Linked DNA regions of Homo sapiens: region 1 is linked to region 2. A link is an interaction called in ENCODE POLR2A ChIA-PET data of the cell type or tissue named here. Cell type or tissue: GM12878. All regions are shown on one strand.

Region 1 (5,000 bases), 84 kb before region 2:
GCCTGTGGTATTGTAAGAATAATAGGTCTTTGGGAGACTGAGGTGGGTGGATCACTTGAGGTCGGGAGTTCGAGACCAGCCTGACCAACATGGCAAAACCTCGTCTCTACTAAAACTACAAAAATTAGCCAGGCGTGATGGTGGACACCTGTAATCCCAGCTGCTCAGGAGAATGAGGCAGGAGAATCGCTTGAATCCAGGAGGCAGAGGCACATGCCTGTAATCCCAGTTACTCCAGAGGCTGAGACAGGAGAATCATTTGCACCTGGTAGGCAGAGGTTGCATTGAGCCAAGGTCGCACCGCTGCAGATAAGTGTAATATGACTTGGAAGATCTTTTAAGACTTTACCTCAGGTGTATAAGTAAAATTTATTTGAAACCTGAATTTGTTAAGTATAGAAAGGAAGACAATAAATGTAGTAAGAGCTGCCTGGTAGCACACATTACATATAAAGCAGTATGTTTAATCATGTCTGTTCCTGTTTAGAAAATTTTGTATTTCTAAAATATTAGCCAGTGATAGGCAAAAAAAGGAAAAGTATGAACTAAAATACTGAGTTCTCCTGATCCTTTTCTTTAGCTCCATATGGTTCTGTTTTTGTTATGTGGGGATTTGTCACTTCTGTGTTTTCTTGGTCTTCATACATGTAAAATGCCAGTTTTATTCATTAAGTATGAATAATTTCAAGTTGTTAAATCTTTGCTTCCCTGTAATGTGCTTTGTAAAATACTGGCTGCCAATATGTCTGTTTCTCTTGATGCTGGACACTTCTATCCAAAGTGCTGCTGTGAAGGCTGTAGCATTTTACAAATGTTTTGGCAAGAAGTGATTGAGGTACAGTTTAATGCAGGTTCCTGCCCACTTTGTATAGCCCCATGCACACAAAATAAATATCACACCCTCTTAACATTGACTGCTTCCTTTGTAGTACCATAAACATTCTTATTTTCTCTATTTCTGTACCCCCAACTGCAGCAGTTCAGAGAATGTCTTTTTTAACCATTTGATACCCATTTGGTAGAATATAGTATATTGGAGATGTGTCTTGAAATTGGATGCCATTTGGGTAGCAAACATGGTCAAGATCATATTAATGAGGTATGACCTATTTGTTCATTTTAGAAAAAGTAAAGGTGAGAATAACCAAACTAACTTAGTGCCACAGAAGATTTTTCTGGAGCACTCACAACAGTGAATGTGGAGCCAGTAATCTAGTGGGAGCTTGTATATACATCCATGTGTATGTGTATTTAGAGTGAGGCATGTCTAGGGCTTAAGTGGTATTGAATCTACTTCCACTAGCTGAGGTAGTAATTAAAATCTTGGTCGAGCATGGTGGTTCATGTGCGTAATCCCAGCACTTCAGGAGGCCCAGGCCAGTGGATTGCTTGAGGCCACGAGTTCAAGACCAGACTGGCCAACATGACAAAACCCCATCTCTGCTACAAGTACAAAAATTAGCTGGGTGTAGTGGTGTGTGCCTGTAGTCCCAGCTGCTAAGGAGACTGAGACAGGAGAATTGCTTTAACCTGGGAGGCGGAGGTTGCAGTGAGCCGAGATGGCACCACTGTGCTCTACCTGGGTGACAGAGCAAGACTCTGTCTCAAAAAGCAAAACAAAACAAAAGCCAAGATCTTGATGAAAAAATAGTGATGAGAAACATTGACCGGACAATCATGAAGGCTCTGCCACCTTAATTGGGCTTGGGTAAATTTTAAAATCCAAGTCTCAATTATAAAATGAGGAAGTAAAACAAAAAGTTCTAAATTTTGCTTTTTAAATAATTGAGTCATTCTCTGTATCTTTAAAACACTAAAGTAGCTTTGTCTTCATTTTCATTCTCATTTGAGAGGTTGTAGAACTACCTTTTAAAAGTTAATAAGGTTATAAAACCTATGAAAGTGAGGGGTCAGCAAGTGTTGGTCCTGCTATTTTTGTAAGTAATATTTTATTGAAATACAGCCATATCCATTCATTTCCAGTTGTCTGTGACTACTTTCATATTACTGGAGCAGGGTTGAGTACTCGTAGTAGAGATCACATGGGCCGCAAAGCTCAAAATATTTACTACCTGGCCTTTATATAGGCTTAGAAAATAGAGCCTTGACAAAATTTTATACTTTAATAGTGTGGTTTTTCCTTCTGTTAAAAAAAAAAAAAAAGACAGCATTGCCAATACCACCTTTCCTTTTTATAGTTATTGCTGTGTATATTAAAGCATTCCTGAAATTATATTTTAGGACAATCTTAGCATTAACATAATTGCATTTGTCCTTTGTTTCACAGGAAGATGAAAAATTTCTGACAGATTTGTTTGCACAACTAACAGATGAAGCAACAGATGAGGAAAAAAGACAGGAATTGGTAAGAAATTAGATACTATGAAAGGCATAAAAATAAAACAACTGGCCGGGCTTGGTGGCTCACGCCTGTAAATCCCAGCACTTTGGGAGGCCGAGGTGGGTGGATCACGAGGTCAGAAGTTTGAGACCAGCCTGGCGAACATGGCGAAACCCCATCTCTACTAAAAAGTACAAAAATTAGCCAAGCATGGTGGCGGGCACCTGTAATCCTAGCTACTCAGAAGGCTGAGGCAGGAGAATCGCTTGAACTCGGGAGGTGGAGGTTGCAGTGAGCCAAGATCGTGCCATTGCACTCCAGCGTCGGCAACAAGAGCAAGACTCCGTCTCAATAAATAAATAAATAAAATAAACTTTTTATATCACTTATCCTTTTTTCTAATTTCAGGTTAACTTTTTAAAAGAATTTTGTGCGTTTTCCCAAACGCTACAGCCTCAAAACAGAGATGCTTTTTTCAAGACTTTGTCAAACATGGGCATATTACCAGCTTTAGAAGTCATCCTTGTAAGTTTTGTGTCTCCTCATTTTTAATTACCATTTTTTAATCCCAAAATTAATATTTTTAATGCTACATGCAAATATTCTATTATAGCCAATATTTGAAATTAGCTGCGTAGTTCATTAAGTTAAAGAAGCTGTAAAATTCCAATATTAGACAGTTTTCACACAGTATTGAAAGAATGCAGTAAAGGAATTTCCCATAATTTAATGATAGTTTGTCAGCTTTGCAGCTTATTAGCTGAAATGTTAAAATAGGCAAACAAATAAATGATTTAGAAAGTATAATTTTATCCGTACAATAAGAGTTTTATATGCAGAAGAATTTCTTTGACCTTTCTTTTACATTGAAGTTTTTTCATATGTTTTGTTAGGTTTGGATATTTACATAGCTATAGGTTCCGTATTTTTATAAATACAGGAAAAATAAATGTTTTTTGTCTGCAGGGCATGGATGATACACAGGTGCGAAGTGCTGCTACTGATATATTCTCATACTTGGTTGAATATAATCCATCCATGGTACGAGAGTTTGTCATGCAGGAGGCACAACAGAATGATGATGTAAGTAAGAAGTTAACAGAGCAAAAAATAACCAGCAAGGTAAATATTATTTGTACTAATAGTAAGTATTTATACATAGGAAGCTATAACTGTTTTTATTATTCACTTTTAAGATTTAATTGTTGCTGTTTGGGAAAAGTGTAGCCATAATATCAGACAGCTTATTGTTCCCCTAAATTGGTTCCTGTCTCAGTTTATCAATTTGTCCTACAGCAACTATTTATGTTCATTTAAATTGCCTTTTAAAATATTCATGTCAGTTTTTTTTTGTTTTGTTTTGTTTTAATTCTGAAGTCAACTTGCTATATTGTGTTTTTTAAATCATTTAGTCAATCAATTCTTGTATCTGGGGAATTAAGAGTAAGTTACCTAGGAAAACATTGACTTTAGGGTAGATTCTCAAAATCGCCAAGAATGAAGAAATGTAGCACAGTCCCTTAAAATATGAAGGGTGCTGTTTCTTTACTGCCTAGCCATAGAGAACAAGCTGTTACGTTGTTCACAAACACTCACGTTAGCATCTGAGATATACCAGATTTTAAAGTAGTAGAGAATATATCCTGGTAATGTGAAGGGTGCGCCTGGATCACATAGTGCGTGACATGTGAGAGCACTAAATGTGTGTGCTCTCCTTTATTTTAAAATAATTGAACCAATGATTCTGATTTTTTCCTGCTTCCCCCATAACAATTTGGAAGCAACTTTTTACGTAAGAATGAGTAAGAAGGACCTGCTCTCAGGTCCTTCTTAAGGGAGGAGGGGAATAAAGATCCCCTAAGGAAAAAAAAAAAATCTGTTTAGAATTCCAGCCTGTGGTATTTTTACGAAATAGGAAAATAGACTGTCTTACTTTTTGAAAAGATCCTATTTAATGTATTGTGATGTCAAAAGGAAATGGAATGCCATGTAACTGCTATGTTTAAGTTTTTATTTTTATAGTGCAGGATAGGTGCAAAAAAGCACCAGTTTGAACTGTTGTGTCATGTTTTTCTTTTATAAAATATTAACATCGGCCTCAGCAACATAGCAAGACCCTCCTTTAGTACAAAATTAATTTTTAAAACTTAGATATGGTGGCATGCACCCATAGTCCCAGATACTCAGGAGGATGAGAAGGAAGAGTCTCTTAAGACCAGGAGTTTGACTCTGCAGTGAGCTATGATTGCTCCACTGCACTCCAGTCTGGGTGACGAAGCCAGACCCCATCTCAAAAAAAAAAAAAAATTCTTTGAGAACCAAAGTATCTGTATTATTGAAAATAAAGGCTATTGTTGGTCCCATTAACCCATGAGCTGAACATATGAACATGTATTGATATACCTCAAAATACACACAGTAGGACTCTTTTTTTTTCCTGTTTTGCAACAGAATAACATTTCAGTCACTAGGACTCTTGATTCCCACTCTTCTTAATCATCATTTCCATCTACTGTCTGCATTTTCTCTATCCCTTGTCCATCCTGCCTTTGCATACACATAGGCAAGAGCAGGGATTTTCTCACTGAATCCCTCTCAATCTTATTTACTACTTAGGTGAGGAATACCAGTCATAATAGGACCTCAGGAAAACCAGCCA
Region 2 (5,000 bases):
AAAAGTGAAGCCAGAGAACAAGGTGGAATGGGAGGTGGGAAGGCAGGAATGATGAGAGCTCTGCCACTGTGTCAGCTTGGGTCCCTGAACGCTTTCCCTGGTCCAGAAGCTTGTGTTCACTGTTCCCAGCAGTGTGACTTAGGGTGCATCGTCCAACCTCACCTGTAGAGCAGGGGTAAAAATTACCTTATAGGTGGTTGTGAGGCTCAAATGAGATCACAAGACGTTTCTTTAATCAGTGAATAATAATAGCGACAGCTCTGGGTCCCAGGCTGACTCTGCAGGGGACGTACTTGTTCACCTGTATTCTGCAGGCGGAGGGGGCAGTTACTTGCAGGTAGGGGTCTTGGGAGGCAGGAGACACAAATCCAAATAGAAATGGAAAAACAACCAAGAGCCTCACCATCTGCAGAGGCACAAGGTCGAATGGTGGGTTCCTTTGAGCGTACCCCTCAGATTTGTGGCCTTGGGTAAGTTACTTCATCTCTGAGAGTCTTTCTTATTTGAAAAGTGGAGATATTAATAGTGCCAGCCTGGGAGGGTTGTAGGAGGGGTTCTACAAAGGCCTTGTACTCAGGGGACACGTGGGTGGGAGGGGAGGATGCCCACCCGTCTGGCAGAGGGGTGGCAGGCAGGCCCCCCACCCAAGGCCCGTCCCCTGGCCACTCTGTGTTCATTTGTTACTGAGCGGATTATCCAAGGACCCCTCCCGGAGTAATGCGCTCTGATTCATTTGGATTAATCTTGCGAGTGTGCACGTGTGCCTGTCTCTAGCCCTGCACGTTTTTCTCCTGTATGATCGTTTTATTTTAAGCTGAGTGACTTACACATATTATCTCATCAAAGGAAGCCTCATGATTTTATCCCTCACCAGCAATAGAATTCCTTAAAAGCAGGCACTGAATCTTTCTGTTTGTCTGTCACACCAGCATGGAAATGTGTCTGCCGTCAGTCAGCATGTGTTAATGACAAGATACATAACAACGGAGGCCACCATTCAGTGGAGTAAATAATTCAGAGAATAAGTCATTACAATCAGGGAGCACGGTGTCACACCAGGCCTGGGCCGGGAATCCTGTCTCTAGGTTAAAATGACCCTGCAAAGTGCCCCCGACCTGCTGCCCTTTCTAGACTGTTGAATAATTAGAGGATGGGGCCTGCCTTGTTCCTCTGTGTCCCTGACACATGGCAGGGACCCAGACCCTGACTGTTTAGAGGGTAAACAGGGGTAAACCGGTATGGAGGTGCAATGCAGTGAGGGGGCTGGGCTGGAGCTTAGGGCTCCCCTACTGTTTTCACGCAGACCTGTAGGCTTTTCATGTGGTGTTTGCTTTGTTGATGGAAATGCCATATGTCAGGTACTGGGAGGCTCAGTCCCTGGGGGGTGGAAATTAAATTGATTGTTTTCAACTTTGTCTAGCCAGCTTGGCTCCCCTGAGCATTCTAAGGTTTAGGCTGAATGACTTTAAAATTTTAAGACTAAAATTTTTGCCTCCTTTCCAAACCTTAGTAACCAGACAGGCTCACCTTCTGCCCAGCAAGTCAGATTTACGTGCCTTTAAAGTGTGGAATTGTGGCTACTTAAAGGACAGAAACTCCGGAGCAGCTGGCACTTTTTGTGCTCAATTGGTCTTCTAGCACCCTGTTTTTAGGGTGAGAATTTGTGGCATTCAGATTTTACGGAGTAGAGCTCATGAAGTTGATTTCTTTTTTTTGAGACGGAGTCTCGCTCTGTCGCCCAGGCTGGAGTGCAGTGGTGCGATCTCGGCTCACTGCAACCTCTGTCTCCCAGGTTCAAGCAATTCTCCTGCCTCAGCCTCCTGAGTAACTGGGATTACAGGCATGGGCCACCATGCCCGGCTAATTTGGTATTTTTTAGTAGAGATGGGGTTTCACCATGTTGGACAGGCTGGGAAGTTGAATATTTCAGGTGGAAATGGACTAAGTTGCAGAGGCGAGTATCCCAAGCTTAGATGCCAGAAGAAGGAAGCGTTGGTGGTTTCTGAGAACTCTGGGCTATTTTGATAACCACCTGGGGCAGTTAATCCAAAACAGGTAGTCCAGACCTTCAGAGGAAGCCAGATCGGGGCTGAGGTGTGGGCCGTCTGGGAGGGCGCTTCTGTCTGTACCCCTTCTCCTACCTTGCCCTTGTTTCTTCCTTCGGGAGGTAGAATTCGCTCAGGTTGCCTCTGCCTCATCTGCCCCTCTGCCTGCAGGGCTGGGGGTTTAGGGGGTGGGGGGGCTCCCATCCTACTTGCGGACAGAATAGCTGGCACCTGGACCTGTCATCTCCCAGCTCAGCCTCTCCCGGGGCAGCTCCTCTTGTCCTCCAGGGCTGCCCTGACACTGGTGTGACCTGGGGCAAGCGGCCCAACCCCTCCTAGCCTGTTCCTCTTTTGTCAGATGGGGGTGATGACTGCACTCCCCTCCCTGGGTTGCAGTGATTCTGAGAGAGCCAGTGAGCGATTGGTGCCTGGGAAATGCCCAGCCCAGTGCCCAGGGGCCGTTTCCGGGAGCGGACTCCGGTACTGTCTCTCCCTCTCCCGCTGCCTCACACGTCCTGTCCTTGCAGTTTCTCCTTCCCCAGCACCTTTCCTTTTTCGCTATGTGAGGCCTTGAGGACTCTCTGGAATTTAACATCATTATCGCCGTCATCACACCCCTGGCCCTGACTTGTTTTCTCTGTGTCCCACCCTACATTGCAGACTCACTCAGGGCGGGGACTCCGGCAGCCTCTGCCTCTCCCAGGAAGTGCAGTGAGGGGGCTCAGTGAGAGTGAGGGGTGCAGTGAGAGTGAGGGGCGCGGTGAGAGTGAGGGGCGTGGTGAGAGTGAGGGGGCTCAGTGAGGGGTTGCAGTGAGGGGCCGCCCTTGCTGGGGTCCCTGGTGCTGCCTTCAAGAACTCCAAAGGGCCAGGTCCTCGGGCTGGGCTGGGCTTTAAAATGTTCCTTCTTTTATGCATCGCTGGTATGGAAACCCTGGGTTATTATCGGCTCTGGGTTTAAAAGATGAGGTAAATTGATTTCTAAAGGCAAAGCCACTTTGACAAGCCTTTTGATCTCATTCCTTTTGAACAGAAAGGAATTGGAAATGTGACCAGCTGAAGCCTCTCTCGTTTCTCTTTCCCCTTGAAAAGGTTCTCCTCCTCTAGCCCTAATTAAGGTGTCCTTCCCTGCTCTGGGTGGTTGAAGCCAGCCCCTCGGAGCTCCATGTCCACCGACTCCCACCTCTAGGTTTCCTGGATAGGGATTTTTGTTGTTGCTTTTGTTTTGTTTTGGCAGGGTTGGGGGTGGCATGTAGGAAAGGGTGATCTGAAGCCAGAGTTTATAGAGCATGTTAAGTTCTGGGTCTGTTTGAACTCCTCCTAGGTACAGGTTCAGGAAGGGAGAGCTGGAACCTCTGGAGGTGGCCGTGTTCGTGGGAACAGGGTCAGTGGGAGCAGCTGTCATGGTGGCCATGGGAGCTGCTACCCTGGAGGCCCCAGAGGCACTAGAGAGTCAGGAACAGCCAAATGGAGCCAGGGAGTGAACTCATGAGGCAACTTTGAGATCCAAGTGTATGTTCAGATTTAGTTGGAAAGAGTTTAGAAAGTAGCTGGATTGCGTCACTGCACTCCAGCCTGGGCGACAGAGCAAGACTCCGTCTCCAAAAAAAAAGAAAGTAGCTGGAAAGCGGACTTTCAGCTCCAGAGTAGAGTAAAAATTTTAAAAACAAGAAAAAGGAATATAGTACACTCAGGAACATGTAACTTCTGGTCTTTTAGGAAGCTGCCTCTTTTTTCTTTTTCTTTTTGAGACGGAGTCTTGCTCTGTCACCCAGGCTGGAGTACAGTGGCATGATCTCAGCTCACTGCAGCCTCAGCCCCCTGGGATCAAGCGATTCTCCTGCCTCAGCCTCCCGAGTAGCTGGGATTACAGGCACACGCCACCACGCCTGGATAATTTTTGTATTTTTGGTAGAGACGGGGTTTCACCATGTTGGCCAGGCTGGTCTCAAACTCCTGACCTCGAGTGATCTGCCCGCCTCGGCCTCCCAAAGTGCTGGGATTACAGGTGTGAGTCACTGTGCCCGGCCTACTTCTGACTTTTAAAAAGCAAGAAACACAGAGAGTTATTTGTGTAAGGGGTACAGAATTTCAGTTCTGCAAGATGAAAAGAGTTCTAGAAATGGATGGTGGGGATGGTTGCACAACAGCATAAATGTATTTAATGCCACTGAACTGTACACTTAAAACTTAACCATTTTAAGCTTTTTTTTAGGTTATGCATATTTTACCACAATTAAAAACGGGCACCCAGTGGGTTTTTTTTTTTGTTTTGTTTTGTTTTTAGCAGGAAGAGAGTTTGTACTGTGAGGATGATGGTAAACTAAAAGAACTGTGTTCTGCATTCCCTGGGTCCAGCATGAGGCTCAACACACAGGTGCCAGTGAATGGGCAAGCTTCTCAGGCTTCTAGAACATTCTGGTGTGTGGCTGCCATTGTGTTAAGCGCTTGGTGTTGAAGGCAGTGGGTGTTAGGACTGCTGCTAAGAATCCTTACTTCCTTCCCATTTCAGTCTTCACCTTCACTAGGTGGCATTTATTCTCATCTCAAAGATGAGGAGACAGAAGTTCAGAGAAACCAAGGACCCTGGGAACCTTGTCCCAGAGCCCAAGACCTTAAAACAAGGAAGTGGTGAGCCTGAGGACCGAATCCATGTTCTTCCTTTCTGGAGACCCCTGTCCTCTGCGCTCTCTGGTTCTGATAGGTGATGGGAGACCAGGTAAAGGAAGTGGGGTGCTTCCACCCCATTCTCTGGGCTTTGGAATCTGTTGTTTGGGTTTTTTTTTCTTTGTAACTCCCTTAGGCTCTGGGAATCCTGTAATAGGATGGGACCAGCCACTGGCTTTTCGCATGTGTACCTGGAAGGCGACTTTGGTATGGCCACTGGCCACTGGGAAGGTGCAGTGGGCTGGCCATGGACTTTGCCTCCTGGTGACCCACAACACTGACTTGGAACAG

What was found. ChIA-PET counts read pairs that join two places held together with the same protein. Peaks named below come from ENCODE experiments on the same cell type or tissue, not always from the same donor. Only the 100,000 strongest peaks of a DNase experiment are listed, where the experiment ranks them.
Region 1: POLR2A ChIA-PET joins it to region 2 with 5 read pairs; 4 of 35 experiments call an interaction of 5 or more read pairs at or near these places.

Annotation. Positions count from the first base shown.
Region 1 is chr14:91,474,274-91,479,273 of GRCh38, reverse strand. It overlaps PPP4R3A (protein phosphatase 4 regulatory subunit 3A), which reads left to right. Exons shown (of 15, transcript NM_001366432.2): 5 at 2,288-2,365; 6 at 2,750-2,866; 7 at 3,308-3,463. Among named protein-coding and RNA genes, the nearest start is that of PPP4R3A, 34 kb to the left of the region's middle. In GM12878, no CTCF peak of the experiment used is centred here; no DNase peak of the experiment used is centred here.
Region 2 is chr14:91,390,569-91,395,568 of GRCh38, reverse strand. All of the region lies in intron 3 of CCDC88C (coiled-coil domain containing 88C), which reads left to right. The region is part of intron 1 of LOC105370624 (a long non-coding RNA gene); the gene reads left to right. Among named protein-coding and RNA genes, the nearest start is that of CCDC88C, 25 kb to the left of the region's middle. In GM12878, no CTCF peak of the experiment used is centred here; no DNase peak of the experiment used is centred here; H3K4me3 peaks cover 543 bases; H3K27ac peaks cover 2,848 bases.